Linked DNA regions of Homo sapiens: regions 1, 2 and 3 are each linked to region 4. The links are chromatin contacts, found by Hi-C or POLR2A ChIA-PET in ENCODE. All regions are on one chromosome and are shown on one strand. Each heading gives the region's core, a stretch centred on a gene start or an enhancer-like site at or near the end of the contact. The rest is flanking DNA. Distances are from core to core; before and after follow the strand shown.

Evidence for each region. A loop is a pair of places that touch in the nucleus more often than their neighbours do. ChIA-PET counts read pairs that join two places held with the same protein, here RNA polymerase II (POLR2A). Pooled maps may share reads with other maps.
Region 1: a map of ascending aorta shows a loop between it and region 4 (7-fold over the local background). The contact joins the promoter of UXT here to the promoter of TSPYL2 in region 4. A Hi-C loop is called at or near these places in 1 of 168 maps with a recorded cell type or tissue (ascending aorta) and 14 of 50 pooled maps. POLR2A ChIA-PET finds 5 or more read pairs at or near these places in 1 of 52 experiments (T-cell).
Region 2: a pooled map shows a loop between it and region 4 (7-fold over the local background). The contact joins the promoter of ZNF630 here to the promoter of TSPYL2 in region 4. A Hi-C loop is called at or near these places in 2 of 50 pooled maps.
Region 3: a loop to region 4 is called in a map of B cell, with 31 times the contacts of the local background. The contact joins the promoter of USP11 here to the promoter of TSPYL2 in region 4. A Hi-C loop is called at or near these places in 1 of 168 maps with a recorded cell type or tissue (B cell) and 5 of 50 pooled maps. POLR2A ChIA-PET finds 5 or more read pairs at or near these places in 1 of 52 experiments (activated CD4-positive, alpha-beta T cell).

What each region holds. Positions count from the first base shown.
Region 1 is chrX:47,657,757-47,660,936 of GRCh38, forward strand. UXT (ubiquitously expressed prefoldin like chaperone) reads right to left here and starts at 1,424. Exons shown (of 7, transcript NM_004182.4): 1 at 1,359-1,424; 2 at 1,074-1,180; 3 at 26-107. The coding sequence starts at 1,171. UXT-AS1 (UXT antisense RNA 1) reads left to right here and starts at 1,077. Exons shown (of 2, transcript NR_028119.1): 1 at 1,077-1,424; 2 at 2,139-2,355. RefSeq lists enhancers at 768-1,271, 1,256-1,515, 1,272-1,773 and silencers at 996-1,075, 1,354-1,693.
Region 2 is chrX:48,069,926-48,073,264 of GRCh38, forward strand. It overlaps ZNF630 (zinc finger protein 630), which reads right to left and starts at 1,715. Exons shown (of 5, transcript NM_001282201.2): 1 at 1,342-1,715. RefSeq lists an enhancer at 1,686-1,945 and a silencer at 1,857-2,053.
Region 3 is chrX:47,231,263-47,234,312 of GRCh38, forward strand. It overlaps USP11 (ubiquitin specific peptidase 11), which reads left to right and starts at 1,747. Exons shown (of 21, transcript NM_001371072.1): 1 at 1,747-1,957. The coding sequence starts at 1,782. RefSeq lists a cis regulatory region at 1,402-2,624 and enhancers at 1,627-1,676, 2,102-2,685.
Region 4 is chrX:53,080,724-53,083,805 of GRCh38, forward strand. TSPYL2 (TSPY like 2) reads left to right here and starts at 1,644. Exons shown (of 7, transcript NM_022117.4): 1 at 1,644-2,582. The coding sequence starts at 1,776. RefSeq lists silencers at 1,509-1,618, 1,889-1,938, 1,969-2,018.

The DNA.
Region 1 (3,180 bases), core at 174-2,673, 5.4 Mb before region 4:
TGGTACCCAATCCCATAGTCTTTACCTGGAGTCGCTCAATGACATTTCTCAGTTGAAGGTATTTGGCCAGCTGCTCATATACCTTGTCTCGATGGTCCAGCACCTTTCTGATGGGACGAAAGTACAATGGTGACCAATAGGCAGCCCCATTCCTCCTAGTATACCTCATATCATGACCCTCTGAGACTCTCATGTCACCATACACTGAAAAGGCTTTTTAGTGCATAAGTTAATTTTCGGCTCTGGGTCAGACTGCCTGGGTTTGGATCTGGGCTCTATCCTTTATAGATGTGTGACTTTGGCAAGTAAATAACCTGTTTGGGACTCAGTTTCCCCATTTATAAAATACAGATGACAGTATTACCTTGTAGAGTCATTAGGATTAAATGAGCGTTTACTACAAAGCATCTAGAATAATGCTTATCAAATGGTAAACTCTCTATATACATGTTAGTTATAATTACTATTATTATACTCCCAATACTGAACTCCAATCATAATGTCCCATCCTCACCCTAGAAAAATCCTCCATCCCTTTTAGGATGCTCATAGGCCTAGTTCTGAACACCTTATTTCCTGCTTAGATTAACAAAGATTGCAATAATATTTCTTCATACTCATTGAACCTCTACTATGTTTCAGGCATCCATGCTAAATTCTTGACAAAGATGGGACACATCAAAAACTCAAAACCACTGCATGGGGAAGGTTCCAGAAAACTCCCCATTTCACAGAAGAGTAAAGTTTATAGGGCACAGAAAGGCGAGGTAGGACGTATTCACAAGGATGAAGAATGGCCGAGCCAGGATTCGAACCCGAGAACTGTGGCTCCAGAAAACAAGCCTTAATCTGTTAAACATCGGAGGCCGCGCATGCGCTGACACGCCCCTGCTATGAACGCCACGTCCCAGCCAAACTGCACCCCGGATGTCGTCCCCACTTCTCGCTCCAAGGAGCGCGGGGCCGGACTCTGAACGCCTCGCCCGCCAATTCAAAGGGTTGGCCCTAACTTTGAACGCCCCACCCACCACGTGGAATGTTCCAAACGCCCCGCCCCCCGCACTGTCACTCACCGCAAGTCCCGCTGCAGCACGTCACTGATGAAGGTCTCGTAGCGCAGCACTTTCTCCCCCGTGGCCTCCACCGCCCGCCGCTTAGGGGGCGTCGCCATGATGGGCTCCTGGGGAGTGGGGAGGGGGAAGACCATGTTGACCGATCCAGTTTGGCCTCACACACAGTTCATCTCTACCCTCTCAACGCTGGGAATCGGCTTGTCCGGCTCAAGCTGGAGGTTCAGCCTTCCGCCCCTCCCAACTCGGGGACCCGACCACCCAGGGACACCCAAGCGCGGCCTTTACCTCAGGCCGCCAGCAATAAGAACGGTTGGTAGGAACCGCGGCTTCCGGGTGGCGCGGGTGAATGACGTAAGTGGCAAGCGCGCTGGCCAACCAAATAGCCAGTTGGGGAGGGGCGGGCCTGAGTGGAAGAAGACGGGCCAAAGGGGAGAAGAGAAGGGCAGGGCTTCACGGAATCCGAGGAGATCAAAGAAGACTAGGGCGTGCGAGCAGGGGCCGTCTGGCAATAAACCGGCCAATGGGGGACTGCAAAAGCGGCGCCTGGAGCCTATGGAGACCGTGTGTGGCTGGTGGGGGTGGGATTTAATGGGATTTGGCGGGTTCTAAGGTAGGCGCGACGCACAGGTGGAGGTAGAGGAAGTGAAGAGTTTAATATTTAAAAGGACCTAAAAATTGACTATGGTTCTGGTCTATAAGGAAGATCCCGTGTGATCTGTCGGCCTGGATATTGATTTTTCACACGGGAGGTTTGGATTTCACTCCTGGCAATGGGACTGAGTATAAGCATTTAAAAGGTTTTAAACAGAGACAGGTTTTCTAAAATTCATCTTTGATAACTCCAGCTCTGCACTCGCAACCCATAAGTGAGGCTCAAGTGGAAATTGACAACACTCTCTGTCTAATCACCTCGTTTGATAGTCAAATGGAGAGGGTGGCTGAAGTCCTCTGCCGAAGATTGGCCATCTTGTAGTTAGGCATAGTTCCCATGTTTTTATTTAAATGGTAAGGTTTTTGTGAATTTATTCTTATGCACTAGAGTGACTGAGTGAATTTATTTTTCAGGTTAGATTTTCAAACAAGAACTTATAACCCAGCAAGAATGGGCCTTTGCCTGGAGAAGAATCCAGACCATGGGATGAATCCCCAAATGCTATTTCCATCTGTAGAGCCTAGAGCACCCACCCCTACCAAGGAAGTCTTCCCAGATAATTTGTGTTTCATATGTAAAAGCAAGTTTTTTTTTTCAAATGCTCAAAACCCAAGCAAGTTAAGCCCTTCCTTCCTTCCTTCCTTCCTTTCTTTTCTCTCTCTCTCTCTTTCTTTCTCTCTCTCTCTCTTTCTTTCTTTTTTTTCTTTTTTAGACAGGGTCTGTGTCCCCTAGGCTGGAGTGCAGTGGTATGATCATGACTCATTGCAGCCTCAACCTCCCAGGCTCAAGTGATCCTCCCGCTTCAGCCTCTGGAGTACCTGGGACTACTGGCATACACCACCACGCCCATCTAATTTTTAAAAAAGTTTTTGTAGAGACAGAGTCTCACTATGTTGCCCAGGCTGGTCTCAAACTCCTAGGCTTAAGTGATTTGCCCACCTCGGCCTCCCAAAATGCCGAGATTATAGGCATGAGCCAGCACACCTGGCCAAGTTAAGCTTTTCTTTGCCCTTAGAACGAGATAATTGTAAAATGAAAACATTGAGATTAGTTTTTTTGGTCTGTAAATCTCATGTTACATATAGTTTAAATTACATTGAGTGTGATTGGAATAGATACTAGGTAGAAAAATATTATCTAGTTAATCTATACCACTTTCCTGTGAAAAGAGAGAAAAGAAGACACATATTTATTTAACAGAGAACACAATTCTGATGGGCTGGAGATGAGTCTGTGTAAGTCTATTAACTTATATTTCACAAAAAAGAATTTTTTACTTAAAAATGTATTTCCAACTTTATTTTTACATTTCAAACCTACAGAAAAGTTGACAGTGAACACTCATATACCCTGCACTTAAGTTCGCCAGTTGTTTTATTTTGAATTTTTAAAATTTTTTTAGAGGCAGGGTCTTGCTCTCTTGCCTAGGCTAGAATGCAGTGGTGTGATCTCGGT
Region 2 (3,339 bases), core at 465-2,964, 5.0 Mb before region 4:
CGGCTCACTGCAAGCTCCGCCTCCCTGGTTCACTCCATTCTCCTGCCTCAGCCTCCCCAGTAGCTGGGACTACAGGAGCCCGCCACCACGCCCAGCTAATTTTTTTGTAATTTTAGTAGAGACGGGGTTTCACCGTGTTAGCCAGGATGGTCTCGATTTCCTGACCTCGTGATCCGGCCGCCTCGGCCTCCCAAAGTGCTGGGATTATAGGTGTGAGCCACCACGCCCAGCCGATATTGTCTGCTTTTTAACTGAAGAATGTGCTTTACAGTTCAAAATTAACTGAAAATCTTCATATTTAAAGCCATAAAATGAAAAGAGAAGCCAAAAGCTGGAAGGAGATATTTGCAAAACACATACCACTACTAAAGGAGTGGTATCAGAATATATAAAAACAATTCCTGGCCGGGCACGGTGGCTCACACCTGTAATCCCAGCACTTTGGGAGGCCGAGGTGGGTGTATCACCTGAGGTCAAGAGTTCGGGACCAGCCTGGCCAACATGGCGAAACCCTGTCTCTACTACAAATACAAAAAAATCAGCCAGGCGTGGTGGCAGGCGCCTGTAATTCCAGCTACTCGGGAGGCTGAGGTAGGATAATTGCTAGAACCCAGGAGGTGGAGGTTGCAGTGAACCATGATTTCTCCACTGCACTCCAGCCTGGGCGACAGAGTGAGACTTCGTCTAAAAAAAAAAAAAAAAAAAAAAATTCCTACAAATCATTAAGAAAAGGGCAGAGAGTCCAACAGAAAAATGAACAAAAGACAGGCCCCTCACAAAAGAAGATCTCCAAGTGATGAATCCATATAAGAAAATGTGCTCAAACTTATTGGTCATGAGGGAAATACAAATCAAACCACCAAGTTGGACTTCTCCATCGGAATGTGGACACCACAGGAGCAGAGATTTTTGTTCATTCATGCACATATGATTGATCTGAAAAAGCCACCCATCATGGACCCCACAGAATGTCAACACTGACCCCACACACACTCCCATTCTTGTCCTCATAGACCCTCATCCCTCACCCCAGATCCCCCTATCCACTCACCCCACGGATCAGCATCCCTCACCCTACAGACCACCCATCACTCACCCCAGACTCCCTTCACCCATCCCATAGAAGCCCCATCACTCACCCTTACAGACATCATCAAACACCGCACAGATCCCCCATCACCCCACAAACTCCCATTTGCATAACCCACATACTGTTACCCCTGGTCCCACAGGCTCCCCTATCACTGTTCTCCACGTCACTCAATCCCCTCCTCAGGCCCTCCACTTGTCTCCATCCGTCACTGATCACATAGACCCGCAGCACTCAGCCAGGCCCCTCACCCCGGCTCTGCTCTCAAGCCGGGCTTGGCTCCCCGCCTGCCCAAATGCGTTCAACATCCCCCGAAAGGCCATTTCCCTTCCAGTCTTCCCGGAGAGATGTCAGGGTGACGAGGGAGCTTATCTTTCGGTGGCTCCGAAACAGCCACGAAGCCGAGCTCTACCAGTAACAAAAATGGCGTCATTCCGCCAGCGCCAGGACCTCTGTCGCTGGCCGTGGTCTCGCACTGCTTCTGGAGGCTCCCATTCCAGCCAGAGGAGAGGTGCGTTTGGGGGCCCGGGGGAGTCCTCGTGATATCTCCGAGTTTGGGTATTCGGAATTGATCCTACGAAAGCAGTGTGAGGCTTGGAAGGGCCGCGACTTGTCCGGGTGAGTGGGCGTTCCCGGCCACCAGAAGAGGCACGGCCTGAGCAAAGGCGTGGCGACATGGCAGGGTGGGAAACGGGGAAAGTGGGAAGGCTGGACAGAGCACCCCCCGGGAGATTCCTCCGCAGAAGCGAATTCCTAAAACGTCTGGAGAAAGGGAAGAGACCTTTGACATCATGCAGCCTTTCAGGGGGCTCACACATACCCGCCCACTTCTCCCCACCTGGCCTCGGCGCCCTGCCGCCTTCCTATTGTTCCTGCTTGGCGTCAGGACCCGCCCCCATCTGTCACTCACTGCCCACCGGTCCTCCATTGGCTCCTTTGAACACGGAAGGGCCCACCTTCACCTGTCATTTACAGCCTGGACTTCTGCCTGCCCTAGTTCAAGTAGGCTTATATGGCCTTTTGCAGCCCGTATCAAAACTAAAAGAGTTCATAGAGTCAGAGGTTCGAGGTAAAACCTAAGGGACATTGGTTTTAGACGACTTAACAAAGGGCTGGATTGGAAGTCAGCCCGGAACAGGATTGCAGAGTTAACAAAGGTTCATGTTCGATACAAAACGGGAACTCTGATGGTTACAATAGTTAAGAAAGTCCTAGGATTCAAGACCTCTATCAGGGTGTATGGATGGAGAAAACATTAACAAATATCCTGCTTGAAGATCAAATCAGAGGGGCACTGGTGGTGCAATAGTAACCCAATTCCAAAGTTATTTCAGAGAGGCCTTAAATGGAAGGTTAACTTAGACCCAAATCTGAGCCAAGACCAGAGACCCATTAAAGTCACGTGATGTGGTTAACAGAGCCCCGGAATTCACAGCCTATACCAAAGGGGTAATGATGGTGGAAGAATTAATCAAGGTCTGACTTCAAAGTCAAACCAAATGGCATTCATGATAAAAATGTTAACTGAGGGCTGGGCACAGTGGCTAACACTTGCAATCTCAGAACTTTGGGAGGCCAAGGCGGGAGGATCACTTGAGGCCAGGAGTTAGAGACCAGCCTGGCCAACATGGCAAAACCCTATCTCTACTAAAAATACAAAATTTAGCCAGATGTGGTGGCACATGCCTGTAGTCTCAGCTGCTTGGGAGGCTGAGGCATGAGAATCGCTTGAACCTGGGAGGTGGAGGTTGCAGTGGGCCAAGACTGTGACACTGCACTCCAACCTGGGGGAGAGACAAAACTCTGTCTCAAAAAATAAAAATAAGAAAAAAATGTTAACTGAGGGCCGGGCACAGTGGCTGACACCTGTAATCCCAGGACTTTGGGAGGCTGAGGCGGGAGGATCATGTGAGCCCAGGAGATCAAGACCAGTCTGGGCAACATAGTGAGACTCCATCTCTATAAAAATAAATGTTAACTGAGGATTGGGGTTGGTGGATACAGGAGAAGGGGCACAAGTAGCTAAAAAGTTAGTACAGCCTTGATTTTCTGTACATACCAAAGGATCATAGATGGAGAGGACTCAACTGAGGCCTGCAGTCAGTGTAAAGATCTGAGGGATGCAGAGCGTAGTGGCTCACTCCTATAATCCCAGCATTTTGGGAGGTGGAGGCAGGCAGATCACTTGAAGCCAGGACTCAGCATAGCCAACTTGGCGAAAACCTGTCTCTACTAAAAATACGAAAATT
Region 3 (3,050 bases), core at 497-2,996, 5.8 Mb before region 4:
TCAGCAGACTTCCTGTGCCATTTCTTGGCTAGAATCAGATGACATGGCCACTTCTGGCAGCAAGGGAGGATGGGAAAAGGAGGGCCTTGCAAAGGGGGACAGGATTGCCAGGCTGGATTTAAAAGGTCTAGAACTCACCCAACTGCTCTGGGAAGTGGTAGGGTCACTGGTGTGGGCAGAGGTTGGCCTCTGGAAGGTGGAAAAAAAAAAACGGTCTAGGGCTGGGAAAGGAGGTCTCTTGGATTTACCTGGCTGCCCAGATAAATGGGGAGGGGGAGTCTGCAGAGGGGCAATGGGGAGAATCAATTCAGAGAATCTGACAAGATTCAACTGGGCTTGAAGAGCAGCTATCTGCCATGTGTCTGACTCAACTCAAATGCCACTTTCTTTGGGGACCCTTAAGTGAAAGGCCTGCTCCCTTTCCTCACCCAGAGCTTACACAACTGAGTTTGTGACCCCTCATCTATGCCAGGTCTGGGCTGGGGGCTGGAATCACAGTAATAAAGACACAATCCCTGCCCCGCAGAGATTAACTGAAAATAGGTAAATTATGAAATTGTGAGGGGGAAGGGAGGTTCGAAATTAAAGTCATCATCAACGGGGCTGGCAGCCCCAGCAGAGGAAAGAATAGCATAGCCTAGAGCAGTGGTTCTCAACCAGAGACATTTTTCCCCCAAAGGACATTTGGTAATGTCTGGAGATACTTGGTTGTCCTGAGGGGTACTACTTGGTATCTAGTAGGTAGAGGCCAGGGATGCTGCTACATATCCTGCAATGCCCACAACAAAGAAATGACAGTGCTGAGGTTGAGAGACCCTGGCCTAGTCCAAGGGTTCTCAAACTTTGGGTCTCGGGATTCCTTTATGTTCTTAAAAGTTTAAGATATTCAAAAGAGTTTTTGCTTATGTCATATAGCCTCTGGATTCAGAAGCCTCTGGATAATCACACTGTACACCCCTGAGAGAATGAGAGTGAAAAAGTATTGTGAAAATAGTTTTCATTTTGTGAAACCCCAAGAGGATTTTTGGACCGGTAGACAGGCTGGGACCACTGGGACCACACGGTTGGAGAATGTTTGGCCTGGTGTTTAAGGTCACAGCTCTGAAACCAGATTTCTCAAGTCTAAACTGCAGCTCCACCACTAATTAGCTGAGGGACGTTTCTGGTACTCAGCGTCCCCATTGTTACCCATGGGTGACAAGGACAGTACCTGCTGCCTGAGGCTACTATTTTAGTCCAATAAAGCACTTAAACTGGGCGGACAGCTAGTTTAGTTATGATTGCTATGACTCCAACAAACATAGGGCCTGGGGCTAACTTGTCTTCAACACCTTGTCTAGTGAATAAATCTAGTTCAGGAAGAGAAACAACAGCCCGCAGGCCTCGGTGGGTCTCTGGAGGTGGAAACCTCTTTTGCATTGGGTTTTGATGGTACAATGAAGGGCATTCTGATCAGGCTAACAAAAACACTGCTCCCAGGGTAGGAGTCCTAGCCCACCTCGGGAACCTCAGCCTCCACTTTCCATGCCACCTGTGCCCTAAGTCTACAGGGCGTTAGGACCCCACAAGGCACTTTTGTCTTTCTTGGTTCCCACTGAAGATTTTACCCCACCTAGCCCTTCGACGCGTCTGTGCACGGGGCCATTTCCAATATGGCAGTAGCCCCGCGACTGTTTGGGGGGCTCTGCTTCCGTTTCCGGGACCAGAATCCGGAAGTGGCTGTTGAGGGGCGTCTTCCAATCTCGCACAGCTGCGTTGGCTGTAGAAGAGAACGGACGGCGATGGCGACGGTCGCAGCAAATCCAGCTGCTGCTGCGGCGGCTGTGGCGGCGGCAGCGGCGGTGACTGAGGATAGAGAGCCACAGCACGAGGAGCTGCCAGGCCTGGACAGCCAGTGGCGCCAGATAGAAAACGGCGAGAGTGGGCGAGAACGTCCACTGCGGGCCGGCGAAAGCTGGTGAGGCTGGGCTGCGGTGGAGCCTCGGCAGAGGGAACGGTGGGGGCATTGACAACCGCTGGGGATTCGGCGGCCGAGGGCCGCGGGAAAGCTGCTGCGGGGTGCGGGGGCGGGGGAGTGGCCGGCGGGACAGCGGGCTAAAGGGGCGGGGAAGTGCCTTTGAATGAATCGCAACGTCTGGAAAAGGGGCGGGGCCTGTGTGGTGCAGTCTGACGCCTGAGAACAAAATGGGGTTTGTTGTGATGAGACCAGTTTCGGTCCTGGAGGTGGGGCCGGGCCTGCGTAGTGAAACTGCGTAGGAACCTGGGAAGAAGGTGGGTTCTGCTACATAAGGCGGGGGCGCGGCCTGCGCTGCGTAATGCAACTTTTGGGGGCGAGGAGCGGTTTCCGATTGCTCCGGGGCGGCTGGGAACGAGGCGAGCTTTGTGACGTCAGCAGAAGAGCGGGATGGAGCCGAACGGTCCGAGGGAGGGAGCGGGGACCTCCGTGGGGGAGGGGGGAGGAGCCTGGAGCCTGGGAACGAGGTTAGGTTGGTGACGTGAGCTGAGGGGCGTGCTCTGAGGCCGAGGGACGACAGTGGAGGGGAGGTGGTGCCTATGAGGCAGAAAATGGCGCCTGCGAATAAGCAAAGTTTATGACGCGCCGTGGTTTTTGATTCTGGCGGAAGCCTTCCCGAGTCGAGAGAACGTGCAGGTGATTAGCACCGGAGGGGCCTTCCATGTTTAATTGGTTTTCTGTGTTGGTACTGTTTTGTTTTTAGAATCAAGAAAAAGTCGTTTTTTTAAAAAATAGAATTTTGATAAATCGGCTTGTTTTACTGATTTCTTGCTAAACAGTCCTTCTTGAAATTTACTGCTTCTGAGTTCATTTTATTTCTCGCCGAGTTGCATCTCGTTTTTTAATTGTGAAATACGTAAGACTTAAAAAGATTATATAAAACATTTACGCAGCCCAGATTGACGGACATCCTGTTAAAATAAACGGCCTACACTCTTCAAAAATGTCAGGATCATGAAAGACAAAGGCTGAAGAACTGTTCCAAATTGAAGGAATTAATGCAATTTAACGAGTCATGATAACTAAATGCAACATG
Region 4 (3,082 bases), core at 394-2,893:
TTTTCTTATCCACTCCCCTGATGATGGATCCCTAGGTCTCCTCTCTGCTCCGCGACAAGGCTGCAATGGGCAGTTACCTACACCTCTCTTGAGGGATGCCTAATTTAGGGGAGAGAAAACTGAAGCTCAGAGAGGGGCAGTGATTTGGTTAAGGTTACAAAATGAGGGGCACACCCATGATGTGAATCCCAGCACCAAAGCCAGCCCTCCACCACCATGCCTCACAAAAGACCATCCATCTCTGGTTTAAAAAGAAAAATCTTAAAATACAGCATACACTGGGGAAAGGGAGAGGAAAGGATGGAAAGGGGGAGAAATGAAGAGACAGAAAGTGCTAGAAAATTCTAGCAGATGAGCTGAATCACAATCATTTTTATGACGCAGAGGAAGTTACTTTTTTGTGTGTGTGATTATTATTTGTAGAGCCATTTTGCGGAGATGGAAAACGCCACGTCAAAACCTGGCCCCCAAACCAAACACCCTGGGTGCCTAAATTGCAGGCGCAGGCGGTAGGGCAGCCCGAGCCCCCGAGGAGCTACAGCAGAGTTCACCCAGGGGGCAAACGTGGGGGGTGGGGGAAGGGGCAGAAGTGGAAGGTAGGAAAAGAGGCAGAAGCGGGGGGGCGGGGGGCAGGGGTTGTGTGAGGGAAGGGGCAGAAGTTGGGGGATAGGGGAAGGGCAGAAGCGGAGGGCGGGAGGGTGAGGGAAGGGGCAGAAGTGGGGTTGGGGGGTGAAGGAAGGGGCAGAAGTTGGGGGATAGGGGAAGGGGCAGAAGTGGGGGTGAGGGAAGAGACAGTTGGGGGATGGGGGTCAGAAGCAGGGAATGCGGGAAGGGGCAGAAGGGGGGGTGAGGGAAGGGGCAGAAGCGGGGGAGGAAGGGGCAGAAGCGGGGGGTGAAGGGGCAGAAGCGGGGGTGGGGTGGGGGAAGGGGCCGAAGCGGGGGATGGGGGAAGGGGCAGAAACGGGGGGTGGGGGAAGGGACAGAAACGGGGAGTGGAGGAAGGGGCAGAAGCGGGGATGGAAAAAGGGGCAGCAGTGGGGGATGGGAGAAGGGGCAGAAGCGGGGGTGGGAGAAGGGGCAGGAGCTGGGATGGGGGAAGGGGCAGGACCCGGGATGGGGGAAGGGGCAGAAGCGGGGGTGGGGGAAGGAGCTGAAGGAAATGGGGGAAGGGGCAGATTTTAAAAGTGCGTAGTTGCTGAGGGGAGGGGGGCGGGGGGAACGATAACGAGGCTCTTCCAATTTCATGTGAGCACATCCTGCTCAGCGCCTGCGTTTGTTTTTCGTCTCGTTTTTTGGTCTTCAGAACCACTGGTACTTTTCCCATTGGATAAAACGCTGAGAGGGTGAGGGAGAGGGGCTTCTTCCCCAGCTTTCCTCGCAGCCAATCGCCCTGCAGTTTCCCTCCCGTCGCTGAGGGAGTCAGCCCGTTGATTGGCGGGCCCGAGGGGAGCCAATCGGAAACTGATGATGTGTGGTGTTGGCAAGCGGATTGCGTGAGAGCGGGCAGGGGTCGCGGGAGCGCGATCGCCGCCGCGGCGGCCGGCAGCCAATGGCCAGGCCGAGCGGACCCCTGCGTCAGGAGTGGGCGGGGCTTCGGCGATTGGCGCGGAGGGAGTAGAGCGGGCGCTGTGGGAGGGAACGCCAGAGCGAGGTGGTGAGGAGAGCTGGTTGCGTGAGTCTCCTCAGCTCTGCTTACCGGTGCGACTAGCGGCAGCGACGCGGCTAAAAGCGAAGGGGCGAGTGCGAGTCCCCTGAGCTGTACGAACGCGGTCGCCATGGACCGCCCAGATGAGGGGCCTCCGGCCAAGACCCGCCGCCTGAGCAGCTCCGAGTCTCCACAGCGCGACCCGCCCCCGCCGCCGCCGCCGCCGCCGCTCCTCCGACTGCCGCTGCCTCCACCCCAGCAGCGCCCGAGGCTCCAGGAGGAAACGGAGGCGGCACAGGTGCTGGCCGATATGAGGGGGGTGGGACTGGGCCCCGCGCTGCCCCCGCCGCCTCCCTATGTCATTCTCGAGGAGGGGGGGATCCGCGCATACTTCACGCTCGGTGCTGAGTGTCCCGGCTGGGATTCTACCATCGAGTCGGGGTATGGGGAGGCGCCCCCGCCCACGGAGAGCCTGGAAGCACTCCCCACTCCTGAGGCCTCGGGGGGGAGCCTGGAAATCGATTTTCAGGTTGTACAGTCGAGCAGTTTTGGTGGAGAGGGGGCCCTAGAAACCTGTAGCGCAGTGGGGTGGGCGCCCCAGAGGTTAGTTGACCCGAAGAGCAAGGAAGAGGCGATCATCATAGTGGAGGATGAGGATGAGGATGAGCGGGAGAGTATGAGGAGCAGCAGGAGGCGGCGGCGGCGGCGGAGGAGGAAGCAGAGGAAGGTGAAGAGGGAAAGCAGAGAGAGAAATGCCGAGAGGATGGAGAGCATCCTGCAGGCACTGGAGGATATTCAGCTGGATCTGGAGGCAGTGAACATCAAGGCAGGCAAAGCCTTCCTGCGTCTCAAGCGCAAGTTCATCCAGATGCGAAGACCCTTCCTGGAGCGCAGAGACCTCATCATCCAGCATATCCCAGGCTTCTGGGTCAAAGCAGTATCCTTCTAATCGATACTCCGTAGGTCAGAAGCCCGTGACAGGAAAGGGGAAGGTGGGGGAGGGACAGAAAAGGTAAAGCGGGTGGAGGAGAGCCAGAGGTGGGCATGATCCCCCTATCGGAAGACGGACTAGACTGGGTGGAAGAGGGATGGAAGGAGGAGGGCAAAACAGCAGAGAAGCTGGACTGGAGATGATGAAGGGTGGTGGAGGGGGGGCGGACATAAAAACTGGACCACAGATGGGAAAGGGGGAAGAGGAGGAACATAGCATTAAAAAAAGGATCACAGATGATAAAAAGGGGGAGGGTAGTAAAGGGGCACACAGCAAAAAAATTGGACCAGAGATGGTGAAAGGAGGAGGGGAGGGGCACGTAGAAGATGAACTGACTCAGAGACCTTGAAGAGGGAGGGGAATGGCACACAGCAGAGAAACTGCCCAGAAAGGGTGCTTGAGCCATACAAGGCTCTGTAAACCTAGATTTTTGCTTAAGATACTAG